6 separate regions of the Mus musculus genome follow, and regions 2, 3, 4, 5 and 6 are each linked to region 1. Evidence: chromatin loops called from intact Hi-C (ENCODE). Cell type or tissue: left cerebral cortex. All regions are shown on one strand.

Region 1 (4,000 bases):
CTGTCTCCCAAGCCTTCACAGCACTGAGTGCCACCAGCCGCGCATGGTTTGCTGGGTAATTTGTTCATTTTTGTTGAGAAAGGTTTTCATGTAGCCCAGGCTGGCCTTGAACCTCAGCTGGTCCTGCTGTCTCAGTGTCTCGGGTTCTGGAATGGCAGGTGTGTGCTGCTGGGCACAGTGTCACTGGGTAAACCTCTGCTTATCCACTGGAAGGTTAATCTGGCTCTCTCTGAGCGCTCTGTCTGCCCTGGCTGTTGCTTGTTCTCGGAACCGCGCGTGTCTGTGGAGGAGGTTCCTCATTTCGTGTGAATTCGCATGCAGACTACTCCACAGTCTTCACAGAGAAGGAAAGCCACTGCGCATTCTGCTTCTCTCTTTGTCGCTGTAATAGACCACCTGACCAAAAGCAACCGAAGGAAGACAGGCCCTGTGTGGCTTACACTTCCAGGCCCCAGCCTTATCACAGAGAAGCAACGCAATCAGGAACAGAAGCAGAAATCACACAGGATCCTGCTGTGACTGCCTGGCTCCTTAGAGCTTGCTCAGCTAACTCTATAAACCCCAGGCCCCTGCCCAGGAGGGGCACTGCCCTGAGTGGGCTAGGACCTTCTCTATCAATTAGCTATCAAGAGTGTGCCCCCGGGCAGCATATGTCTTTAATCTCAGCACTAAGAGGGCAGGGGCAGGTGAGTTCGAGGCCAGCCAGGGCTACATGGGGAGACAAATAGTAAATAAACAAAAAACATATTTAAACAAATAAACAATGATAAAAGAAGACAATCTATCACAAACATGTCCTCAGACCAATGGAGTCAACCCCCCAGCTCAGCTGAGATCTGGGTAATTCTGGGCTGTGCTGGCAGCTGAGGCGAACTAGGAGGGCTGGCTACATGGTGCACATCTGTAATCCCAGCATGTTGGAGGGGAAAGTAAGAGGGTCGGAGTTAAAGGTCATCCTCAGGTACAGACTGGGTTCGAGGCCAGCCTGGTCTACAGAGTGAGTTCCAGGACAGCCAGGGCTACACAGAGAAACCCTGTCTCAGAAAACCAAAATCAAGAAAAAATAAAATAACAAACAAACCAACCCAAAAAAGCCCTAACTCACCCCACCGAGTACAAGTATGAACCTTATAGATATCATGCTAAAAAAAATGGAGCCAGACACAAAAGGAATTACATGGGGCCCTTAAAATAGCCATGCTTGGTGGGGGAGGGGGGGAGCAGCTAGGGCGGTAACAGGAGTGAGATGGGGGCAGGGTGGGTGGGGCAGGGCCTACCTAAGGTGAGAAATGAGAGCATTTTTTTGTTTTGTTTTGTTTTTTTGTTTTTTGTTTTTTCAAGACAGGGTTTCTCTGTGTAGCCCTGGCTGTCCTGAAACTCACTCTGTAGACCAGGCCGGCCTGGAACTCAGAAATCCACCTGCCTCTGACTCCCAAGTGCTGGGATTAAAGGCATGCGCCACCACTGCCTGGCGAGGGCATTTGTTTAAGGATTGCAGTTTCTGTTGGAAAAAGGACAAGTTTGTTTTGTTTTGTTTTTTTGTTTTGTTTTTTTTTTGGGGGGGGGGTGTCAAGACAGGCGTGACTATTGCAAAACAACATGGTTGTCTTTAAATGTTGCCAACTCAACCTGGAACTTAAAATAGTCACAATGATGAGGTCCCCAGTATAGGGTTTCAAGAGCATAGAGAGGCAGCCGGCACAGGAGTGACCCCACCCTCTGCAGGGAAAATCACACACGCACACACGCGCACACACACACACACACACACACACACACACACACACACACACGCAGCCATGGATTGCGGGGCGGGACTTCCTTGCTCCTGTCTCCAGATTCAGCTTCACTGAAGAGGTCCTGAGACGTCCTGGTGGAGGGCTCTTGTCATTGTATATCCCCTAAAAGGCTCACAGATCAGGCTGGCGAGATGGCTAAGCGGGTAAGAGCCCTGACTGCTCTTCTGAAGGTCCTGAGTTCAAATCCCAGCAACCACAAGGTGGCTCACAACCACCTGTAATGAGATCTGACACTCTCTTCTGGTGTGTCTGAAGACAGCTACAGTGTACTTACATACAATAATAAATAAATCTTTGGGCCTGAGCGAGCAGGGTCCTGAATTCAATTCCCAACAACCACACGAAGGCTCACAACCATCTGTACAGTGTACTCATATACATAAAATAAATAAATCTTAAAAAAAAAAAGGGCTCACAGATCGCTAGTCGCATGTCGCAGCTAAGAACAGTGTAGGGCAATTATATTCCTCTGGCGCCCTCTCCTGGTCGTTGAGAAAGGTAGCTAGAGCTAGGGAGAGCGAGAGCCTCTCCACTGAGGCTGAGCCTCTCTGACTCCAGCTCCTTTGCAGAAAGGAGGATTCAAGAGATTCAGATCCAAGACAGTGACACAGGCCTGCTGTTTTTGCTAGGCCAGAGTCTGAGGAAGGAGGGGCCTTAAGGCCAGCCTGGGCAGCATAGTGCATATGTTAGCGGTGGAGGTTTTTTGAGACAGGGCTTCTCTGTGTGTAGCACTGGTTGTCTGGAACTCAGTTCTATAGACCAAGCTGGCCTTGAACTCATAGAGATCTATCTGCCTGCTGGGATTAAAGGTATGAGACACCACTGCCCAGCTGCTTAATGTGATCTAAATGTGCTTCATGACAAAGAAAGTCAAAAGAAATAAGATGCAGCTTAGCAGTACAGACCCCTGCCTAGAGTCTCTCAGTAGGGGGCTGGGGTGTGGCTTAGTGGTTAAGCCCCTGCCTTACATTTCTGAAACTCTCAACTCAATCCATTTTACTACAGACAGACAGATACAAGATAAAACAAGGGCTGGCGAGATGGCTAAGCGGGTAAGAGCACTGACTGCTCTTCTGAAGGTCCTGAGTTCAAATCCCAGAAACCACATGGTGGCTCACAACCACCCATAATGAGATCTGACGCCCTCTTGTGTCTGAAGACAGCTACAGTGTACTTATATACAATAATAAATAAATCTTTGGGCCAGAGTGAGTGGGACCGACCAGAGCAGGCGGGGTTGACTGGAGAGAGCAGAGATCCAAAGTTCAATTCCCAACAACCACATGAAGGCTCATAACCATCTGTACAACTACTCATATACATAAGATAAATAAATAAATCTTTTTTTTTAATTGGTTTTTCGAGACAGGGTTTCTCTGTATAGCCCTGGCTGTCCTGGAACTCACTTTGTAGACCAGGCTGGCCTCGAACTCAGAAATCTGCCTGCCTCTGCCTCCTGAGTGCTGGGATTAAAGGCGTGTGCCACCACGCCCGGCTATAAATCTTTTTTTAAAGAAGACAAAACAAAACAAACAAAAACCACAAAAATTGGCCAGGCATACTGCCTTTAATCCCAGCGCCCAGGAGTCAGAGGCAGGCAGATCTCTATGAATTTGAGGCCAGCCTGGTTTGCATAGTGAGTTCTGGGACAATCAGAGAGCTACATAGTAAGACCGTTTCCTGAAAACAACAATAATAACAAGAATAACTAAATAAGGGCAGTTAAATGTCTTACCAGGGAAATGCACTTGCTGCCATGGCTGACAATTTGAATTTGAGTTCCTAAACTCACAAAAATGTCAGGCATAGTGAATAGCTTGTGCCTATCACCCCAGGGCTGTGGGTAGAGACAAACATATCTAAACAGCCGGTTTAGCAGAAAAGATAAGGTCCATGTTCACTAGGAGACCCTTTCTGTAAAAAGAAAGTGGAGAGTTATAGAAGATACAGTGTTTCCCTCTGACGGGCACACATTCACAACTGGGCAAATCTTTTTTTTTTTTTTTTTTTTTTGGTTTTTCGAGACAGGGTTTCTCTGTGTAGCCCTGGCTGTCCTGGAACTCACTTTGTAGACCAGGCTGGCCTCGAACTCAGAAATTTGCCTGCCTCTGCCTCCTGAGTGCTAGGATTAAAGGCGTGCCCCACCATGCCCGGCTTTTTCTACTCTTTCAACTCCCTGATACTAGATAGGAGAGAAAAAT
Region 2 (4,000 bases), 130 kb before region 1:
AGAGGCAGGGACTGACTTCCTCTTGTCCTTTTGGTTGTGTGTCCTTTTAGCCATCTATCCATCCCCTCATTTCCCCATTTTACAAAAAGCCCAGGTGTACACTGGTCCATAGTCCCACCACTGTCCAGCTGAAGAAGCAAGCTTCCAGTCCCTGTACCTCAGCTCCAGAGTCTCTGCATATAACCACCAGGCAACCCTGAACCCAGTGACCCTCTCATGACCATTTTACAATGGGGAAACTGAGGCAAAGAGGCTGAAGTCATTATAGTAGAAATTGGGGCTCCCAACCAGGGGAGATAACAGACAGCTATAATCCAAGCAGTGAAGCAAGAGGACTGTAAGTTCTAGGCCAGCCCCTATCTTAGAAAACCAATAATTGACAGTGCCTCCAGAAGAAAGCACCGGCCTCGCATGCATAAGACCCTAGACTCTATCTCCAACACTTCCTGAGAGGAAAAAAAAAACAAACTAAAAATAGGATGTGTAACTGGGATTTAAACTCACGTGGCCCCACCGCAGAGCTCTGCTTGCCATTCCTAGCCCTCATCAGCCCAGCTCTTGCTGGACTAGGTGCCCTTGGACATTCAGACGACTTAAGGGGTGCCACTCTAGACGCCAGGTACATTAACTGCTCAGAGCAGCAAATGGGATGCTGGGTTGTGATTATGTTCACAGTGTCTGCCACCGACGAACTTAGGCCTTAGCAAGCTGTGTAGAGGAAGACACCTGACAGGGCCTCCTGTCAGATACTCTGCCTCTACCCAACCACCACACAGGCCCAGCAGAAACCTACCTCCAGAGGGGTGAAGTCATGGTTGACCAGGAAAGCCAAAATAGCAGTAGGAACGACGAGGAACTCCACCCGGAAAGTGTCGTGGTTGCCATCATAAGTAGCTTTGAACTTGCTGTAGATCATCCACACCGTGGTAAAGGAACAAGCTATGTAGACCACCTGATAAGAGGGTAACAGGGCATCTCAGCTCACAGGTAGGGCCTCAGGTCACGGTGAGGGAGAGAGAAATCATGTTCCCCAGCCACCTCCCTCAGACCATATGTCTAGGCCCAAGCCTCTTTGGTGACTCCTCCCTGATCCCTGGCCTGGAACCCTGCCACAGGGGGCTGACTGCAACTCTACCTTCATGCAGGTGTTGTAGAGTGAAATGTAGTTGGTGAACAGGTCCAGATATCGGGCAGTGAACACCACAGCAAACAGGACTTGGCTCTTCCCTGAAATGCCTGGTTGAGACAGAGAACGAAGGGCAGGGTGGAGGGAGCTGGAGGTGGGCTACTTGGGGCAATAATAAACTAACATGCAGCGCCTGGGCCAGCCGGCTGGAGCTCTAGACCACAGCGATTCCCCAAGGCCTTTAAGCCTGAGCTCGGCCCTTTTTCCACCATCCACAGGCAGGGGGCAGCCGGCTCCAAAAATACTAGAGACCGAGGCTCTATCCCAGGCTAGGCCTCGCCGGTCCTTCTGTCTCCCTCAGGTCCTCCTGACAGTCTAGACCTACACTGGGACCTAGGGAGAGCCCTGCCTGACTTCAGCCTCCCAGTCGGTCACCTTCCTCCCGCTCCCTTCCTGGCCTTCCACAGTCCACGTCACCAACTCCCAGCCACCTCCCCGCCTGCCATGGCTCCTGGTTCCCAGCCCCGGAACACCCAGAGCTGTCCCAAAGGGTGCTGCAGAAGGTTGAACTGAACGCCCGAAGCCACCCCCACCAAACTATGTGTACCCCTTAGTCTAGGGAAAGGAGCTGACCCCCTGGTGACCCTAGAACTAGAAAAGTGATCCCCAGCAGGCAGTCCGGGAGGACTCTGACCTGCCGAGCTCCAGCCTTCCCGGTGCCCCAGAGCGGCCCGCTCCCGCCCCCTCTCCGCGGGGGGGCCTCTCACCCGCACACGATCGGGACTTCCAGATTTTGAGCAGTAACAAGATGATAGCTAGGAGGTGGGAGAGGTCTCCCAGGAATCGGAAGAGGTTCATGACTGGGGGACTCGGGCAGGGCTGAGCTGGGTGGGGGGGGAGGCTGGCCGGCCGGGCTGCCCCGGAGCTGCGGTGCTGCTGGGTTGAGGGCGGGAGAGAAGCCCTTCGGTAGCTCAGCTCCGGGGAAGGGGCTCTGGAAGGTGAGCCGAGGCCGGAGCTGGTGGTAAAGCTGGCTGGGAGAAAAGGGAGGAGGGCCGAGGTGGGAAGGGAGGAGTCTGAGCTGTAGCGCCACCCCAAGGGCGGGTTGACTGTCTGGCGCCCTCTGGCGCCTGCAACCTGCTTTGCAGAGTCGTATCGAATAAGCCTACTAACTGATGGAAGGGTCTTTAGGGTCCCACATTCCCAGGTGCCTTCTCTTTAGTAAGGAACTGTAGAGAGTTCGTCTAACCTCTGCCCTTAAACAGGAATCCTGAAGTTTGAGTTCTGAATCTAAAGATCCTAGTGCTGTGTTGGGTGATGGTGTAGCCTGTAATCTTAGTACTGGGAGGATGAAGCAGAGGGACCCCCCAGTTCCAGGCCTAGGGCTCCACAGTGACAGTCTATTCCTGCACAAATTATTAATACTAATAGTAACAACAACAAGAATCCTGGAGATTAAGAGGGTAGACTTCTAGCTTTGTCTGTGATCTCTAGTCCCAATTCAGTTAGAAAACCCAGGCCCCACTGCCACACACTCGGGGATCCTGACTGAGCCTACCGCCTCTACAATCCTATCCCCAACAATTACTTTATTGCTCAACATTCTGACCTGGGAATCTACACCCATAACTCCATCCTCCTTCTAAGACCCAAAATGCCAGGTCCTGGCTCTTTCAGAAACTGTCATGACCCGAGTCTTCCCAGGTCTTAGGGCACGAGAAGCAGGGCTCCAATCGACTGCTACAGGCCTAGGTCCCAGCGCCTCTACACATTCATATTCTCCCTCTCTCTTCCCCTCCTCCACCTCTCTTTCTCCACCTCCAACTTCCATTCTCAGGGACCCGGGAATCCTGAAGCACACTCCTCCCAATGTTAGATACTAAGGACTGTCCTACCAGAGGCAAGATGGACAGGTGACTTTATGGGACCTCAGAACCTCAAAAGTAGGGTTATAGTTTAGGATTACTGTGTCTGTGACAAAGGAAGCAGTTTTCCTCCAGGGAATTGTGTACTCAGAGCTGTGAGAGACTAGTCCCTCACTCATCAAGTGGTCCCTCAGTGAGGAACTTGCTCAAGACCTGGCCCCCAGGTATGATCGAGAAGGACTAAGGGAGAATCTGTGGTCTTCGAAAGGAGGGCTGTTATCTAAATTCCTGCTTCTGAGAGAACAGGGCCAGGCATTGGACCCCAAATCTGAAATAGAAGATCCACAACTTGGAATCCAGGGATTCTGGACCCCTGGTTTGGAGGGAGGATGGCTGGGATCTAACCCCTAGGTCACAGAAAATGGTGCCAGAGTCTGGCCACCTAGGCCTGAAAGAAGAGGGTCGAGTATGGACATCTAGGTCTGAGGGAGGAGGGGACTGGGAGCCTAGCCCCATAGGTTTAAGGGGAGGGCTACAGTCTGAGGTAGGAGAACTGGGATCCAGCCCCATCCGTCTAGAGGGAAAGAACTAGGGTCTAGTCCCTTGGGTATGAGGGAGGTGGGCTGGCATCTGGACAACTGGGTCCAAGGGATAAGGGACTTGGAGTCTAGATTCCTGGCTCCAAGAGAGACAGCATGCATCCTGTCTTTGCAGCCATAAAATTCACAGGCTGGGTCTTAGTATGGCGGGTGCTGAAGTGCAGAAGAGGGAAGGGGCAAGTGACAGTGACCCCAGCCCTCTCTCTAGGTCTCAAACTGTCTGTACCAGGTGGTGTCCTTGTCCATCTACCTCTGCTTCCTCCCATTTCGTCGCAGCCCCTCGGTCCCATGAGGAAATCAGAGACTTTGAAATGGGGTAAGGGCTGGCCCCCTCCCTCAGACCTAATGGGAAGAGGGGTCCCTAGGGAAGCGTGAGGGGGGCAGCTGTGGGTCTCCTGGCAGGGAGGGACGGG
Region 3 (4,000 bases), 270 kb before region 1:
AGCCTCTGCCTGAGGGGCAGCCTCTGCCTGAGGGGCAGCCTCTGTCTGAGGGGCAGCCTCTGCCTGAGGGGCAGCCTCTGCCTGAGGGGCAGCCTCTGTCTGAGGGGCAGCCTCTGCCTGAGGGGCAGCCTCTGTCTGAGGGGCAGCCTCTGCCTGATGGGCAGCCTCTGTCTGAGGGGCAGCCTCTGTCTGAGGGGCAGCCTCTGCCTGAGGGGCAGCCTCTGTCTGAGGGGCAGCCTCTGTCTGAGGGGCAGCCTCTGTCTGATGCAATCACTTGGGTCCAGCGGGGCTCTGGGTATGGATTCAGGAATGGTAGACATGAATTTGAGAGCTTGAGAATATAAGCTGAGTTTAACAAGAAAGTCTATGTGGTTTGTGGGTGCCTTATTGGCATAGCCCAAAGGCCATTTTGAGCAATGCCTTTAACAGCCCTCTGCATCTTGCCTGTGACCAGGGTAAGATGAGGCATGAATTCCCCGATGTGGCATCGTGTTGGTGCTCTCAGAATCTGGGGAACTTAGTTTCCAACTTTTGGATTAGGTATTCTCGGGCTGTGTATCTAAGGTGCTTTGCACAGTACCTAGTGCTCACTTGCATAGTGTTGTTAGCTGCCATCTGATATGTGAGGGGAGCCATCACCACCATTGAAAGTTTCCTTATTTATCTCTGTGGTGCCTCGTGTATGCCATGCAAGCAGTTTTCCACTGAGCTACATCTTTGGTCCTTAAAAAACATATTTTCATATTTATATAACAATTATATAATATATAAATACTATATATTTATATATTATATTATATATAATATGTTATATATAATGTTATAATTTATATTATTACATATAGTACCATATGTTTTATGATATATTTATATAGTATATAATATATTATATAATATAGATATATTTATATACAATGTTTGTTTATTTATTTTATTTTTTACTTTTTTGGTTTTTTTTCGAGACAGGGTTTCTCTGTGTAGTTCTGGCTGTCCTGGAACTCACTCTGTAGACCAGGCTGGCCTCGAACTCAGAAATCTGCCTGACTCTGCCTCCCAAGTGCTGGGATTAAAGGCGTGTGCCACCACGCCCGGCTATATACAATGTTTATATATAAATATTTATATATATATTTTTTTTAATTTCAAGGCAAGGTCTCACTAAAAAGCTGGCCTTGACCTCGGTGTAAACACAGGCTGGTGTTTGTGCTTTTCCTGCCTCAGCCTCAGGAGTCGCTGCAATTAATGATGTGAGCTGTCATGCTCAGCTAGAAGTCTATTTGTGAACACTGACATTTGAATATTCCAAGGCTTACACACAGTAGGTGGTCAGCAAGCACACACAGGCATTCAAGCAGCACCTGTGTGCAGTGTTGAAAAGCTGGCCACTATCATAGGAAAGACAGGGAAGGAGGGAGGATGTGGTAAACAATTGGGAGCACTGAGCAGGCCAAGGCTGGTAATGATCAGAGACCACAGCAGCCACAGGTAACGCCCTGCACCCTGCCTCTGCCCTGGCACCAGAGGACCACCACGCTGCCCCAGGCTTACTAAGATGGTGGGTTGTGGGTGCTACGGCTAAATGAAAATATCCCGGAGGGTGACCTTACTACTTCAGGCTGCCAGTGGCTTTCAGGACAGTTCTCCACTGAGCCACTAGGTGGTGGAATAGTTGCATGAATAAACCAAACTGGCCCACTGTAGTCCAGAGATTAGAGATGAGAGAAACAGAGACTGGAGTTGGGGTGGAGGAAATCTCAGAAAAGCACAATAAGACTTTTTTTTTTTTTTAACATTTAGTCTGTTCCCACCACCATATCTCCTAGGTAACTAGACCAAAGGCACCGGCCCTTACAAGATTTCCCTGGTGGGAAAGATTAACAAAACACAGGTGTCAGGTTAACTGTGACATTTTAAATAAACTGAGTAATCACTCAGTATAACTGCTTCTCTAGTATTGCAGGAGACATTCTTACACTAAATACACACACACACACACACACACACACACACCTGCCCATATAGCTCAGAAACCACAACTTTGTAGATTTGTTTGTTAATGTGGTGACTGGTAACTCCCCACTAAGAGGTGGGATGGAGGGTAGATTAACAGCGAGCCCTGAGAGGTGGGTGTGGTGGCACATACCTGTAACAACTGAATTTGGGAGGTGAGGGAAAGAGGAGCAGGGGTTTAGGTCAGCCTCAGCAACAGAGAGTGTGCTGGCAAAATGGCTCAGGGGGCAAATTACTGTGCTTGCTGTCGAGGATGCAAGCCTGAAGACCCAAGCTGGGTCCTGAAGCCCATATAAATGTGGAAGGGGGAACTGACCCTACAACGTCATCTCCTGACCTCCACATGCGTGCTGTGACCATGTCACCTCAATAGATAATCATTCAAAAGGAGCAGGGATCGGGAGCCGACAAAGTACTTACTTAGTAAACATGGGGAACCAAGGGCAGACGCCCGTGACCTATATAAAAAGCCAGGCACAGCAGCACACGCCTGAATTCCCAACCCTGGGAAGTGGGGTGACCCAAACCCTTGGAGTCTCATGACACCCTGCCCTCTGTCCCCAGCTCCTTGGACCCTCTGCTCTCACAGCCGTTGCTGTCTTCCTGAGCCTCCTCCCTCTGAACTTCTTCATCACCAAGAAGAGGGGCTTCCATCAGGTTTGGCATTTGGGGATGCAGGCATCCTGGACAGAGGAACAACCATGGGTCTCTGGTTGGTGACAGAGATAGGGACAGGCAAGAGGAGGCTTTAGGTCTGTCCTTGTCCTGTGTTGCCAGACCTGTGACTCTTGGACAAGCCTCTGTTCCTTCTAGAGCGTGGCCCCTTCCCATAGTGGCCCCAAGCTGTTGTCCCTCAATGGCTCCTGACTCTGAGCCCCTTCACGCTCAGCCAGGGGGACGTGTGGCAGCCAAAGAAACCAAATCTCCTTTGCTGATATGGCTTAGTGTCGAAGCCTACGACCCCATCACGGCCTCTGTCACCTGATCTTGCTTCCTTCTTCTCCCCCTTGCCCACTCTGCTTCCCCACACAGCCATGCCTTGTCTGTCAAGCCCTGTCTCCTGCGTCTGCAGATTTTATCTCTACAGCACTTCTCCTAGCAGAGATCTCACAGCTGTGAGACTAGAAGCTTCAAAGCACTGAGGGCAGAGGTAGGCTCAGCGTCTCGGGCAGTAGGTGGCGTTTAGGACACCATAAGGGCTGGTGAGATAAAGACAGCAGGTAAAGACAGTTGCTCACAAGCCTGACCACCTGAATTTGATCCCACAGTCCACGTGGTGAACAGAGAGAACCAAATTGAGAAAGTTGTCCCATGACCTCTAAATGCCCCCTGCAGCACGCACATGCTTATGTGTATACAAAATAAATAAATGCACATGAAAGCAAAAGCGGTTGATCCAGGTGTAGTGGCACACACCTTTAACCCAGCATACAGGAGGCAGATATAGGGGGATCTTTGTGACTTTGAGACCGGCCTGATCTACATAGCAAGTTCCAGGCCAGCCAGGACTACTAGTGAGAAACTACCTCAAAGAGAGAGAGAGAAAGGGAGAGAGAGAGAGAGAGAGAGAGAGAGAGAGAGAGAGAGAGAGAGAGAGAGAGAGAGAGAGAGAGAGGAGAACAGGCCCCCGTCGTCATCCCAGTATTAGAGAGGCTGAGACAGGAGGATAGTTAGTTTGAGGCCAGCCTGGACTACACAGCAGACCCTGCACTGATGAAAGGAGAGGAGAGTGTTCAGGAAAGTCAAGGAAGATGAACTTGTTCCTCTTCACTGCCCCAACCACCCTCTGCTGTCACCCACCTCCCTGTCACCCACCCTCTTCTGTCACCCACCTCCCTGTCACCCACCTCCCTGTCACCCACCTCCCTGTCACCCACCTCCCTGTCACTCACCCTCTTCTGTCACCCACCTCCCTGTCACCCACCCTCTTCTGTCACCCACATCCCTGTCACCCACCTCCCTGTCACCCACCCTCCGCTGTCACCCACCC
Region 4 (4,000 bases), 62 kb before region 1:
GAGGGAGGGCCCAGCCTCAGGCACCTCCCCAGAGGCTGTGTCAGTGTCAGGGGCAATGGCTCCATCGTCCACACAAGATTCTGCTCGCAAGCCCTCTTCTTGGGATGCAAAGGGGCTGGGTCTTTGGGGAGTCAGTTCTCCACGGGGCCTGAGAACAGAGAGTAGAGAAAGGATGGGAATCAGGGGAGACAGAGTCAGGGGAGACAGGCTTATGGTTTCCAACTCAAGGCAAAGGCCCAGGAAGCGGCACCATCCTATCCTCTCTGTCCTCATCCAGCCCTCTGCTCCAGGCACACTGCCCTCAAATGTTCCAGATACCGTTCTACTTCAGGGGCTTTTTGCATCTGCTGTTCCTAGTGTCTAAAATGCTCTTCCTAAGTGGTTCAGGCCCCCTCTTTTGAGGCCTTCCACAACCATTCTGGGTCCCCTGTCACCCTCAGACATCCTGGGTTATCACTTGCTTCCTCTCTTTTTTTCTCAGGTGTTCCTCTCGGGTACTGAGTATTTATTAAGTATAAGTTATTGTGGAAGAGCCCGGCGACTGCTCGCACCTTTATTGCATAGGCGGAATATGGGGCCTGTACCTAGGCCTGTGTCACACAGTGTCTTCACCAACAAATTGAGTGTGTGTGAGTGTGTGTCCCAGCAGCCACACATCACAGCCTGATTCATCCTCTGGACCTAGAGCACCAAGGCCCGTGGGGTGAGGGGTCCACCCTCCCCTGTTTACATTTCTGTGCTGACAGCCCAGGTCTGGCTACACAGAGGCACCAGAGCCCACTGCCCTTCTTGAGTGGAAAATGAGGTCCACTCCTTTTCAAAGTACACAGGATGAGTTCCTCACTCAGGACCTGGTGTCAAATAGAGGGTATGAGAGTGCCAAGGGGGCACTCACTGTGGTCTGGGGAGACAAACGTGTGTAAGTTTCCCCACCCATGCCCAGCGGGAGTATCTGTGTGAGTAGGCAAGGATTTGGGACTTCATACCACTGGGCCCTCCGTCTCCACTCCTGGTGACTAAGCGTGAGGTCACCTTGCTAGCAGCCTTGATCCTGACTCACTATCTAGCTGATGTCCCCACACCCTAGACCCACCCTGCCCTGTGCTCACAGGGGTCCTGAGATGGAGGTGTCAGGAAGTAACATTTGAGGTTAGATGGGGATGTAGTCCCAATCCTGTCTCTACCGCCCCTCCTCTGCCCCTGCCTTGCCCCTCCTCTCTTCTTGCGCTTAGTTCACAAACCTCTCCGGCTTAGCCTCTCCTCAAGCACCCAGCCTCTATTTGCTTCCATTCCCAGGCCCCAGGCCCTTCCCTGCTTACTGGCCTTCATGGTTCCCTAGGACCCTGTAGGCAAAGCTCTCCTAAATTTGTTATTATTTATTTACTAATTATTACTATTAGTAAATAGTATAGTATTGTATATTTTGGTTTTTCAAGACAGAGTTTCTCTGTGTAGCCCTGGCTGTACTGGAACTTGCTCTGTAGACCAGGCTGGCCTTGAACTCACAGATCTACCTGCCTCTGCCTCCCAAGTGGTGTTCACAATGCCCGGCCCCCAAGTCCTTTATAACTTGACCCATTTACTTAGCCGCGGCCCAACTCTGAACCCTGAGGAGCACCAGGCCTGTCTTCTGTTCTTGAACTAGCTAAACTCTTCTGCCTCCAGCCGTTGTGCAAGCTGTTCACACACCATCACAGGAGCTCCAGGCTGCATGATCGTGTGTGCGAGTGTGTGTGAGAGTGTGTGTGAGTGAGTTGAGTGTGAGCGTGTGTGTGTGTGAGTGTGTGTATGTGCGTGTGTGTGTGGTGTGTGTGTGTGTGACTGTGTGTGTGCGAGTGTGTGAGTGTATGACTGCGTGTGCGTGAGTGTGTGTGTGCGTGTGTGTGAGTGTGAGTGTGTGTGCGTGTGTGTGAGTGTGTGCGTGTGTGTGTGTGTGTGACTCTGTGTGTGTGTGTGTGTGTGTGTGTGTGTGTGTGTGTAGGGGGGATTATGCCACTTATACCCTCATAACACTCAGGATCAGGATCCATTCTCATTCCCATTCTACAGATGAGGATGCTAAGGCAGAAAGGGACACTGACTGGCCAACGTCACACAACTGAAAAAAGGCAGGGTTAATCCTGAAACTCAGAGGATCTGGGGAACTAACAGCTCCTTCCCCACATCCTGGGCGTTCAGCATGGTGGCCAGCAGGGGGCAGGAGAGAACTGATTTTCCATCTGCACAAGGACCCAATAGACGCGTACCACGAGAGGGCAGCACCCAGGGCCAGCAGCCGGGCCGGAATTATGGCTCTATGCTCCTTTCTAAGTGCCTCAGTTCTTTCCGTAAAAACCGTGGGACTAAAATCCACTGCAAGGATCGCAGTGAAATTGAGCGAGTAGCAATGTGTCAGGTCACTGTGAGCTCGCTGCTGTGATTCCTGTTCTCTGGGTGTCTGCCATATCCCCTGGCTTTAAGTGCCCTTGGAGAGGATATGGAGATCCACCAAGGTATCCGAGCTCAGAAATGGGAAAGATGGACAAGGGAGTGTGTACTTAAGGATCCTTGAAGAAGCAACTGAGGGTCAGAGACCGGTGTAACTGTCCAAGGCTGTGAATGGGAACCAACTGGTCTTAGCTGAGAGATGTCAATGTGACTGAGTGGGTGAATGGAAGAGAGAGAGAGAAGCGAGGTAAGGGAGGGCAGGTTGGGGAGGGGTGGGATAGGGTCCTGCTGGAAGCACTGTACCTGCGGGCCGGGCGTCGGGAGCCCGGGCGGGAGGCCCCGGGGTCTCCAGTGCAGGTGAGACGGAGAAGCGGGAGAAGCACAGGGGGGGGCCTGGCGGGGGGAGGAGGGGGAAATCCTCCGCCCACTCGAAACTGCCGCCTAGGGAGAAAGTGAACTAGACTTATACACCAGCTTAGCAGACCAGCACAAGGCCGCCTTTAGCCCTACCCTCCAGCAAGGCTCCATCCCTCCTCCCACTTCAGATACCTTTCCGCCCCCACCCGCCTCAACCAGCCCTTGCCTTCCTGAGCTCCGCCCAGGCCCCTCGGTACAGCTCCAGCCTACAAAGAGTGGATGGGTTCCTAGATTCAATCCTTCTCTTCCAGGTCACCCTTAGCCCTGCCCTTCCCACATGACACGCCCATTGCATAATAAGGCCACTCCCTCCACTCCCAAGCCCCGCCCTCCCGCAGCCCAAATCTTGGGTTCCGCCCCTCACCAAAGCCGCTGTCGCTGTTGGGAAACCCATCTCCTGGGGTGGTGGGGTGGGGAGGCGTCGGGGGCGCTGGGGGAGTTGATGGCTCCGTGTCCCCCTCGGGGGTGCCCTGGACGCTCAACTCGTTGGTTGGAGTCTCCTGTGAAAACAAGAGAAAAAGAATAGGAAACGTATTGTCACACCCAACCACGGCATCTCAATAATTAAATAAAACCCAACGATATTGCTGGGGCTTTCAGTACCCCATTTTGTAATTGCTGATGTATTGTATGGAGAAGTTAATGGAACTTTCATCTGCCTTCAAAAGTTCCTACAAGCTCTAATCTCACCCTGGTCTTTGTTCCTTACCTAACTATAAAGCCCCACCCAGCTCAGGAATTCCTAAATTCAGCGAGCAAGACGCTGTTCTAAACCCCGCAGCACCACCTCCAAGATCTTGGCGGCAGAGATCCAAACCTATGTCTTGGAGCTAACAGCCTGGTCCTGTAGCCTCCCAACCTCTAACTCCAGCCACGCACCAAGGGACAATTATCCCAGTCCCACTCAAACTCTCAAAGTCCCACCTTGAGTCTGGCAAGGTGGGGACCCCCTTAATTCCAGCGCTCAGGAGACAGGGTCAGGTGGGTCTCTTAAGTTTGAGACCAGCCTGGTGTACAAAGTGAGTTCCAGGACAGTTAGGGTTATACAGAGAAACCAAGATGCACATGGGTCTCCGAGTTCTAGGCCACCCTTCTCTACAAAGTTCCAGGACAGCCAGAGCTATACAAAGAAATCCTGTCTCAAACAAACAAACAA
Region 5 (4,000 bases), 180 kb before region 1:
AGCTCCAGAGGAGACTGGTAATTGAAGAACTGATCTCTCAGCCTTTGTAGTGGGAATACAGGAGAGCTTAGAGCTGTCTATGAGACTTGTCCCAACAGAGCCCACCATGAAGAATGTCCTGTGGCTTCTCCCTGGGGTCTTCCACTCCCTTCTTAGATGAAGGGGTGCAGGAGGGCTCCCAGGGCTGGCTGAGTTCTCTGGACACTGAAGGGTGGTAGGAGGTGGTCTCTCCACTCAGACCACACCCTCCCTGCTGCAAATCCACCTCCCTGAGTGTCTAGAGCCGGGGTCTGCAGTCAGGTCGGGTGAGGACCAGAGACTCAGCCAGAGGCTGGCATTTCCCTGGTGTTGGAGGGAGGGGGGATGAGTCACTCGTGACTCACTCCAGGAGAAAGAAGAGAGTCAGTGAGTCAAGGATGCCTGTCCCGGGGGCAATTCCTGCTCCTGATGGTTCATATGGAGACCCACACGGCCCAGGGACAGAGTGTTGAAGATGCACCAGCTCACTGTTAGTCCTGCCCGTTCCTCTGTCTCCCAAAAGTCCATCTAGGACAGTCTCTGCCCGCCTCCAAGAGCAGGAGTCCCCTGGCTTGCCCTTCTCCCCAGGGAGGAACTGCTCGGCCTACTCCCCTTCTCCCTCACACCAGAGACTTCCCTACCTCCCTGGCCCTCCTCTCTGATTTAGAAAGCCATTCTCCAGCCCTCCTCCCCTAGGATTGAGTGCTCCCACCCTTTGCAGGCTTGCCTCTCCTGCCCTGAGCCAGACATCTGGCAGCCATGTCACTCCTCCTGTTGGTGGTCTCTGCCCTCCACATCCTCATTCTTGTCTTGCTTTTTGTGGCCACTTTGGACAAGGTAAGTTTCCAGCTCACTGGGAACCCCAGATATAGCCCATCTCTAAGACCCCACCTACCTGCCTCTGCTTCCCTTCCTCCCTACCTCTGTGCCTCCTCCTCCCCACTCCTCCCCTTCCCTACTCTTACTTCTGCGTGTGTACTTTCCCCTGGCCTAGCCCATGCATTTGGCCATCAGGAGTCATCCCCACTCTCCCTGACATCTTTTGTCCTGTGTCTCACCTCACCCTCCCCGGTCTCTGTCCCTTCCAGTCCTGGTGGACTCTCCCAGACAAAGAGTCCCTGAACCTGTGGTATGACTGCACGTGGAACACCACCACTCAAACATGGGCCTGCAGTAACGTCAGTGAGAATGGTGAGCATATGGCTGAGGGCAGGGGAAGGCCTGCCAGGGCCAGGGTTGGGAGCCTAGACTAGGCTATGAGCACCTGGGGTGGCCATAGGCAGCTTGTCTGGATGGAAAGGCACCAATAAATCCAGAGAGGTTGGAGCCACATGCTGTAGCTTAAGGAACAGGGGAGAAAGCTCCCTAAATTCTGAGAAGACTTTTCAGAGTTGTAAAGAAATGGAGCGAGTGTTGTGATGTGGGAGGGAGAATAGGGAGAGGCCAGAGTTCTAAGAGATGGAGTGGCCTGCCTCCTTTCAGGATTCGAAGTGACCGCCAGTGAGTGTGGGGATGGGGCTCATCAGTAAGATGTTTCCCTGGTAACCCTTGTAATCCTTGTAACACGGACATCTCTGAAGCTTGCCTGGCTGAACCTACAGTGAGTAGAGTCCAGCCAGTGGGAACAGCGGTTCCAGCTGTGACCTCACCTGTGTCGCCCCCTGTAGGCTGGCTGAAGGCAGTGCAGGCCCTCATGGTGCTGTCTCTCATCCTCTGCTGCCTGTCCTTCATCCTCTTCATGTTCCAACTCTACACCATGCGGCGCGGAGGGCTCTTCTACGCTACCGGCCTCTGCCAGCTTTGCACCAGTAAGCACTTCCCCCAGCTTGGGGAACGGTGGCGAGGAATGGGAGCGGGCCACTGGAGGCTCCCAGCCCTCTCCTGAGAGCAGCCTCCATGGCCCCCACAGGAGAGGGAGAGTGGAGCTGTGTGCCTTAGAGGCTCTGCGGTGAGCCAGTGCTTGAGAAGTCAGTGGTGGTAAATGAGCTGGGTTCCAGGGATGGGGGCAGCTAAAGGATCCACAGAAGGAATGTTCTGCATCATATCCGCCAACTGTGGTTTCTTGGGCACCTGTTCAAGAAGTCGTTTTGTTTGTTTGTTTTCTATTCTCCCAATACCGGGGCTATAACACGGGGCGTGCCAGACGGACTCTCATCTCTGAGGCATGTGCCCAGCTCCACACTGGTGGATTCTAGGCATGTGCTCTCAACTCTTTTTATTTATTTTATTGGAAATAGGTTGGATAAATGGTCCCAGCTGACCTTGAACTTTCTATCCTCATGCCCCAGCACCCTGGGTAGCTGAGAGAGCAGAGGTGGGCCATTATGTCCCACTTTTTTTTTTTTGTTTTGTTTTTGGTTTTTCGAGACAGGGTTTCTCTGTGTAGTCCTGGCTGTCCTGGAACTCACTTTGTAGACCAGGCTGGCCTCGAACTCAGAAATCCACCTGCCTCTGCCTCCCAAGTGCTGGGATTAAAGGCGTGCGCCACCACCGCCTGGCCCCACTTTTTTTTTTTTAAGGTCAAATAAATTGAGGTTTGAGACAGTGTGGGGGTGAGGGGAGGTCAATGAGATCTGAAAGCACAGGTCTATTTTTCCTTTTTTAATTTTTTTTGGTTCCAGGTTGCAAAGGGCTGAGTTAATCATGGTGGTTTTGAAAACATCTTCCTGGGTTCCCAGAGAACCCCCTTCATTTTTATCTCATGCTTGCATTTTTGGCTCATGAAAAACTCAAAAAGGTTCCATGGATACACAGCTGTCCATGGCCTTATTTCACAGATGAGCAGTTAGGGACCAGAGGTGGTAGTGGTTCTGGGAGGCCACTGAGGAGGACCTAGGACAGTGCGGCCTCCTGTGCACCCAGCCCCACACTGCTGTTGGTGGTCCCGCAGGTGCAGCTGTGTTCTCCGGGGCACTCATCTATGCCATCCACACCGAGGAGATCCTGGCCAAGCACCCGAGTGGGGGCAGCTTCGGTTACTGCTTCGCCCTGGCCTGGGTGGCTTTTCCACTCGCTCTGGTCAGCGGCACTGTCTACATCCACCTGCGGAAACGTGAATGAGCACTGTGTCCCCTAGAAAATAAATTCATTTAACCACGAGCCTGACTCGGCTCCTCTTCCTTCCTTAACAACACCTGTCCTCTCCCGGCCTCATCCAGAGCTCAACTCCCAGGCGCTGTGCCCTGGGACACTGGCTGAAGCCAGCTTCCCCAGGGCGCCCCTCTCCTCCCGGAATACCTCAGTGGAGCTTAGTGTCAGTCCCTCTCCCTGCTCCGGCTTCTGTGGTGTCACTCTTAGAGGAGCCCAGGCTGCCGTGCATTCTGAGTTGATGGTCTCTCCCGTCCCTCCTCTCTGACCCAGACACTTACTGACTGGCTGTTTCCTATTGCAAAAGGTTCTCCCCTCCATTGTAGAACCTAACCCTTCCCTCACCAACAAAGGCCACCTCTACAGCCAATATGACACCTTCCTCTACTCTCAGGCAAGGGGTACCAGCTAGATTTCCCAGGCACCTACTTTCTGGCTGCCCGCCATTGCGTGGTGATCAATCTGCCCTCCTGCCCTTCCTGTTTGGGATCCAGACTCTCGCAGGCAAAACTCTGCTCAGGCATGAGTGCTTGCTTCTAAGGGTCGAGTCTCAGACCCAGCCACACCCTCTTTCCAGGACTGTGATTCCCAACCCCCCTTGACCTGCAGCCACACTACTCCAGAGTTATTAAGCATGATTTATTCCTTTGGAAGAGGGTGCACAGACAGGGAGACCCAGACTAAGGGGATTGCTGCAGCGAGGCAGAGCGGGCCACGGAGCCTGCTGGGGCCTGGGCTGGAGTGATCTTGGGGTGGAATCCTGCAATTCTTCTTTGGGGCATGAAGTTTCCAGTGCCTCCAACCAGAGCAGATGAGCTGCAGAACAGATGGCTCATCTTACGTGGGGTCTGAAGAGGTTCCTCCAGACATTCTGACCGGCTGCCTGTGGCTGAGG
Region 6 (4,000 bases), 200 kb before region 1:
GTAACCCAGCAAAAGGGACCCTGAGGTGGGAGGATTGACAGAAGCTCAAGTCCCAGCTTGGGCTATAAAATAAGACTCTCAAGAAACCTATCCAAGTGTACATACATAAACATATACATATATGGCACTGGCCAGGGTGGTGGGCGTTACTCAGGCAAGGGTGTTATATATCCTGGTGAAGGGTATAGAGAAGTTCTGTGTATGGTTACAAGTTTAAAATTGTTTTGATATAGAAGTTTTATAAAGGAGGGTAGAGGGAGGGAGGGAGGGAGGGAGGGAAGGAGGGAGGGAGAGAATGTTAGCTCCTCAAAGGGCTCTGAAGGTGCTCAGATCTCGGGGGATATGAACGGCTTGGTGGGCCTGTAGGTTGCCCCAGATGACAGAGCTCACCGGGAAGCTGGTGTTTGTGCATGGGAGTGAGATGAAGGAGAGGTGTGTTCTTTCTTCTTTCCCCCTGCGCTGGGGTGAGCCTGGGCCCAGGAGCCCGGCCCGTGGACTCGGGGAGGGAAAGGACTGACTGGGCAGAGCTCCGAGCCCCCACCTTCTTCAGCTTGCGGTCCATATTCAGGTAGCGGCCCCTCTCGATGCGCAGCAGCTCCAGCTCCTCCCGCAGGGCTGCATTCCTCACCAGATGGATGTCAAAATGACAGGTGACCTGGGGGGGGGGGGGATGTCAGAGCATTCATGAGGCCCAGGTACGTGTCAGAGGTGGGGACCACCCTGTTCCTATCCATCTAAGGGGACCCTCAAGCCCACAGTGCCCGCCTCCCGACACCCTTCATGCCAAGCCTGTCCTGGAGAGCTGGAGGGCACACACCCTGTCCAGCTGGTCTTCAAGGATCCTGATCCTTCTCTGGATTTTCATCTTCTGGTACATGATGAGATCGGGAGCCGAGGCCTCCTTACTCTGCGTGAGGACATGGGTCTCCCAGTCCTGGATCTGGAGGGAACGCAGCATCCATCACATGCCTGGGAGAGATGCATCAAGGACATCTGCTGTCCCGGCAGCCCCGGCAGCCCTCTTCTGTTCTGCAGCGCCCAACGAGGCCAAAATGCCCTTGTAGCCACTGGACCCAAGTCCGGGAAAACACAGGGACTGTGGCCCCTGATTAGCCAGCTCTGCCCCTCATCTGGTAGCCTTTTTTGTTTGTTTGGCTGGTTGGTTTGTTGGTTTGCTTTGCTTTGCTTTGCTTTGCTCTGCTTTGGTTTTTTTGAGACAGGGCCTTACTGTATATCCCTGGCTGTCCTGGAAATCGCTATGAAGACCAGGCTGGCCTTGAACTCGGAGATTTACCTGTCTCTGACTCTCCTGGTGTTTTTGAAGATGCACATGAGATGGAAGGGTTGGGTTGCTGCTATCACAGTCCCCAGAAAGAGGAGGATACTGGGAGACTAAGGCCAGCAGTTAAAAGGAGTCTGAGATGCTAAGGCTGCCTAGCGACCCTGCCAGCTTCCCACATGACCTGGTTTCTGAGCTCTTGCTGTGTCTGGACTTGCTCAGCAGAGTGTAGACTGAATGAATGATGGTGACCGAGTCGGAGTCTGTACTGATATCGGCTAGATAGTATCCCCAGAGATACCCGTCAAACACCCTGATGCCCGGTGCCTCAGAATATGACCTAAAGACAGATTGCCAGCAGAGAAAGCTTCAGGATAGCCAGAACTGCATGGTGAAATCCTGTCTCAAACACACACACACACACACACACACACACACACACACACACAAAAACCAACCAACCAAACAGGGTCAGCAAAACACCAGGAGCAAGGGGATAGGCTCCTGCTAAGCGCTGGGAAAACAACCCAGCCTGTACCTTGATCTTGGCCAGTGGTCTCTGGGGCTGAGAGGATATATGATATATACCCTGTGAGGGCACGTGGGCCGAGGTGGTGGCCTACCACATGCCCCTGGTGGCTTGAGGGATTACCACAAGGTGGCAGTGTTTGCCTTTCAGTGAGGTGACATTTTTCTGAACCAGTTTTCAGCAACAGCGATGATAAAAATCGAATGAAATAAAGATCCAAATTGGGGAACACTGAGTGAAATGTACAGCGGGGGCTGGGGGTGGGGTGGGGGGGACTCTCCTCGCCATTCTTAAAACTTCATGTGAATCCACAATCACCCTCATGCAGTTTTCAATCACAACAGCCGGGCAGTAAGTGGCAGCAGCAAACACTTAATCCCAGCACTCAGGAGGCAGAGGCAGGCAGGTGGATCTCTGAGTTCGAAGCCAACCTGGTCTACAGAGTGAGTTCCAGGACAGCCAAAGCTACACAGAGAACCTCCATCTCAACAGGGAAAAAAAAGAATACGAATAAAATCTAGAGCTGGAGAGATGCTTCAGGGGTTAAGAGCACTTACTGCTCTTGCCTTCCCAGCACCCGCCTGACATCATGCACAACTACTTATAACTCCAGCTCCAGGGGGATCTGACGCCCTCTTCTGGCCTCCATGGGTACCTCTGTGCACATACTTTACACAGACACACACAAATCAGAAATAAAAAGAAAATTTGAAAAGAATTTAAAGTGAACATTTTTTTGATCTATGCATATTATTTTTACAAATGGCTCCTGACTTATTACACAGACACCTGGTGGGCTGCTTGAACTGGGCTGGTTAAGGTATAGCTGTCACACAGCACTGGGGGCAGCTGGGACAACTCAAAACCCACAGGTCTACCGGAACTCTAAGTCAGTGCTCTGCTGCTGCTGCTGGAACTGACTGTTCTCCTCAGTTCTCTATCACCGCCCCCCCCCCTGCCTTGGAAGCCTGGAGAAAGCCCTAGATAGCGATGGTGGGGTCCCAGCTTCAGAACAAGCCCCCTCCCCAAGGAGCCCAGATGCAGAGGCTGAAAGAAAGGATCCTGCTACTTCCTTCAAGGGCGCATCCCCCGTAACCTCTGGACTGCCCACAAAGTCTCCTCTTGACAGAGAAAACACAGCAGTGTTTTCAACACCTAGTATTTTATTCAGATAGCAGTCCTGTTACACATGGTCCAAGAACATCCAAATAAGAACTCAACTCGGAAATTAAAGTTTGGTCTTCAAACATCATAGCCAACAATGCCACGTTTGCCTATGATCTCTCCGATATAAAACCACATCCACACCTCAGTGGCCACCAAACCGTTCAGCACAGCTTCCTTCACTGTAAGGTGTTTGAAGCTACCAGTTTTAGCACTTTGAATGATTTTTTTCACACTCTGAATAGCTGTAGGGATTTCACCAGGGGTTCGGGGAAACCAGCTCAACCTTGGCGTAGTGCCAAAATGTGGCCAATCGAGGCTTCGAGTAAGTCACAGCTGCGGCCACCATCGATGGTGACTTCTCCGAAAAGTTATGGATGAACTTGGCCATGGTCTAAAGTGGAAGGTATGTCTCTCCGAACCACCGGCTGAATGTCACCCCTGGAAGCCAAAGTCTCCTCTCTTAAGCCTCTGGAATTGTCCTTTGGGTACTCTATCCATATTTCAAGTGTTGGAGGGCCGGAGAGATGGCTCAGTGGTTTAGAGCACCAACTGCTCTTCCGAAGGTCCTGAGTTCAAATCCCAGCAACCACATGGTGGCTCACAACCATCTGTAATGAGATCTGATGCCCTCTTCTGGTGCATCTGAAAACAGCTACAGTGTACTTAGATATAATAATAAATAAATCTTTTTAAAAAGAGTGTTGGAAACATTTTTTAAGATTTATTTATTTTATGTATATGAGTATGCTGTAGCTATCTTCAGACACACCAGAATAGGGCATCAGATCCCATTGCAGATGGTTGTGAGCAGTCAGTGTTCTTAACCGCTAAGCCATGTCTCCAGCCCCAAGAGTTGGAACTTTTTAAAGCCTGGAACTTTTAAAGTTTGGTGTCTTAGTCAGGGTTTCTATTCCTGCACAAACATCATGACCAAGAAACAAGTTGGGGAGGAAAGGGTTTATTTGGCTTACACTTCCATACTGCTGTTCATCACCAAAGGATCAGGACTGGGATTCAAGCAGGTC

Evidence for each region. Hi-C counts contacts between places; a loop is a spot of excess contacts. Peaks named below come from ENCODE experiments on the same cell type or tissue, not always from the same donor. Only the 100,000 strongest peaks of a DNase experiment are listed, where the experiment ranks them.
Region 2: it touches region 1 in a loop (4-fold over the local background); 2 of 42 quality-filtered maps call a loop at or near these places.
Region 3: it touches region 1 in a loop (5-fold over the local background); 19 of 42 quality-filtered maps call a loop at or near these places.
Region 4: a loop joins it to region 1, with 7 times the contacts of the local background. A loop is called at or near these places in 39 of 42 quality-filtered maps.
Region 5: it touches region 1 in a loop (2.3-fold over the local background); 33 of 42 quality-filtered maps call a loop at or near these places.
Region 6: it touches region 1 in a loop (3-fold over the local background); 34 of 42 quality-filtered maps call a loop at or near these places.

The regions. Positions count from the first base shown.
Region 1 is chr7:45,737,844-45,741,843 of GRCm38, reverse strand. The region is part of intron 1 of Sult2b1 (sulfotransferase family, cytosolic, 2B, member 1); the gene reads left to right. Among named protein-coding and RNA genes, the nearest start is that of Gm31597, 2.1 kb to the left of the region's middle. In left cerebral cortex, a CTCF peak has its summit at 2,282 (motif pointing left); DNase peaks (open chromatin) are centred at 256 and 2,258; H3K4me3 peaks cover 300 bases; H3K27ac peaks cover 897 bases.
Region 2 is chr7:45,870,995-45,874,994 of GRCm38, reverse strand. Kdelr1 (KDEL (Lys-Asp-Glu-Leu) endoplasmic reticulum protein retention receptor 1) reads right to left here and starts at 2,155. Exons shown (of 5, transcript NM_133950.2): 1 at 1,894-2,155; 2 at 1,136-1,236; 3 at 794-952. The coding sequence starts at 1,984. It also overlaps a transcript of Grin2d not described here. In left cerebral cortex, CTCF peaks have their summits at 1,414 and 2,245 (motif pointing left); DNase peaks (open chromatin) are centred at 1,457, 1,599 and 2,212; H3K4me3 peaks cover 2,301 bases; H3K27ac peaks cover 1,337 bases.
Region 3 is chr7:46,007,453-46,011,452 of GRCm38, reverse strand. It overlaps Abcc6 (ATP-binding cassette, sub-family C (CFTR/MRP), member 6), which reads left to right. Exons shown (of 31, transcript NM_018795.2): 11 at 2,575-2,667. Among named protein-coding and RNA genes, the nearest start is that of Abcc6, 21 kb to the left of the region's middle. In left cerebral cortex, a CTCF peak has its summit at 1,645 (motif pointing right); a DNase peak (open chromatin) is centred at 1,653.
Region 4 is chr7:45,799,780-45,803,779 of GRCm38, reverse strand. It overlaps Lmtk3 (lemur tyrosine kinase 3), which reads right to left. Exons shown (of 15, transcript NM_001290990.2): 13 at 3,209-3,344; 14 at 2,731-2,868; 15 at 1-148. The coding sequence ends at 132. Among named protein-coding and RNA genes, the nearest start is that of Cyth2, 13 kb to the left of the region's middle. In left cerebral cortex, a CTCF peak has its summit at 2,219 (motif pointing right); a DNase peak (open chromatin) is centred at 2,237; H3K27ac peaks cover 227 bases.
Region 5 is chr7:45,917,144-45,921,143 of GRCm38, reverse strand. It overlaps Tmem143 (transmembrane protein 143), which reads right to left. Exons shown (of 8, transcript NM_144801.2): 8 at 3,731-4,000. Emp3 (epithelial membrane protein 3) reads left to right here. Exons shown (of 5, transcript NM_010129.2): 2 at 740-855; 3 at 1,107-1,209; 4 at 1,686-1,826; 5 at 2,909-3,121. The coding sequence starts at 778. The coding sequence ends at 3,078. Among named protein-coding and RNA genes, the nearest start is that of Emp3, 2.3 kb to the left of the region's middle. In left cerebral cortex, a CTCF peak has its summit at 1,685 (motif pointing left); a DNase peak (open chromatin) is centred at 376; H3K4me3 peaks cover 92 bases; H3K27ac peaks cover 753 bases.
Region 6 is chr7:45,933,211-45,937,210 of GRCm38, reverse strand. Ccdc114 (coiled-coil domain containing 114) reads right to left here. Exons shown (of 15, transcript NM_001364168.1): 5 at 818-940; 6 at 542-655. It also overlaps the pseudogene Gm9712. Among named protein-coding and RNA genes, the nearest start is that of Ccdc114, 11 kb to the right of the region's middle. In left cerebral cortex, CTCF peaks have their summits at 1,928 (motif pointing right) and 3,625 (motif pointing left); a DNase peak (open chromatin) is centred at 1,932.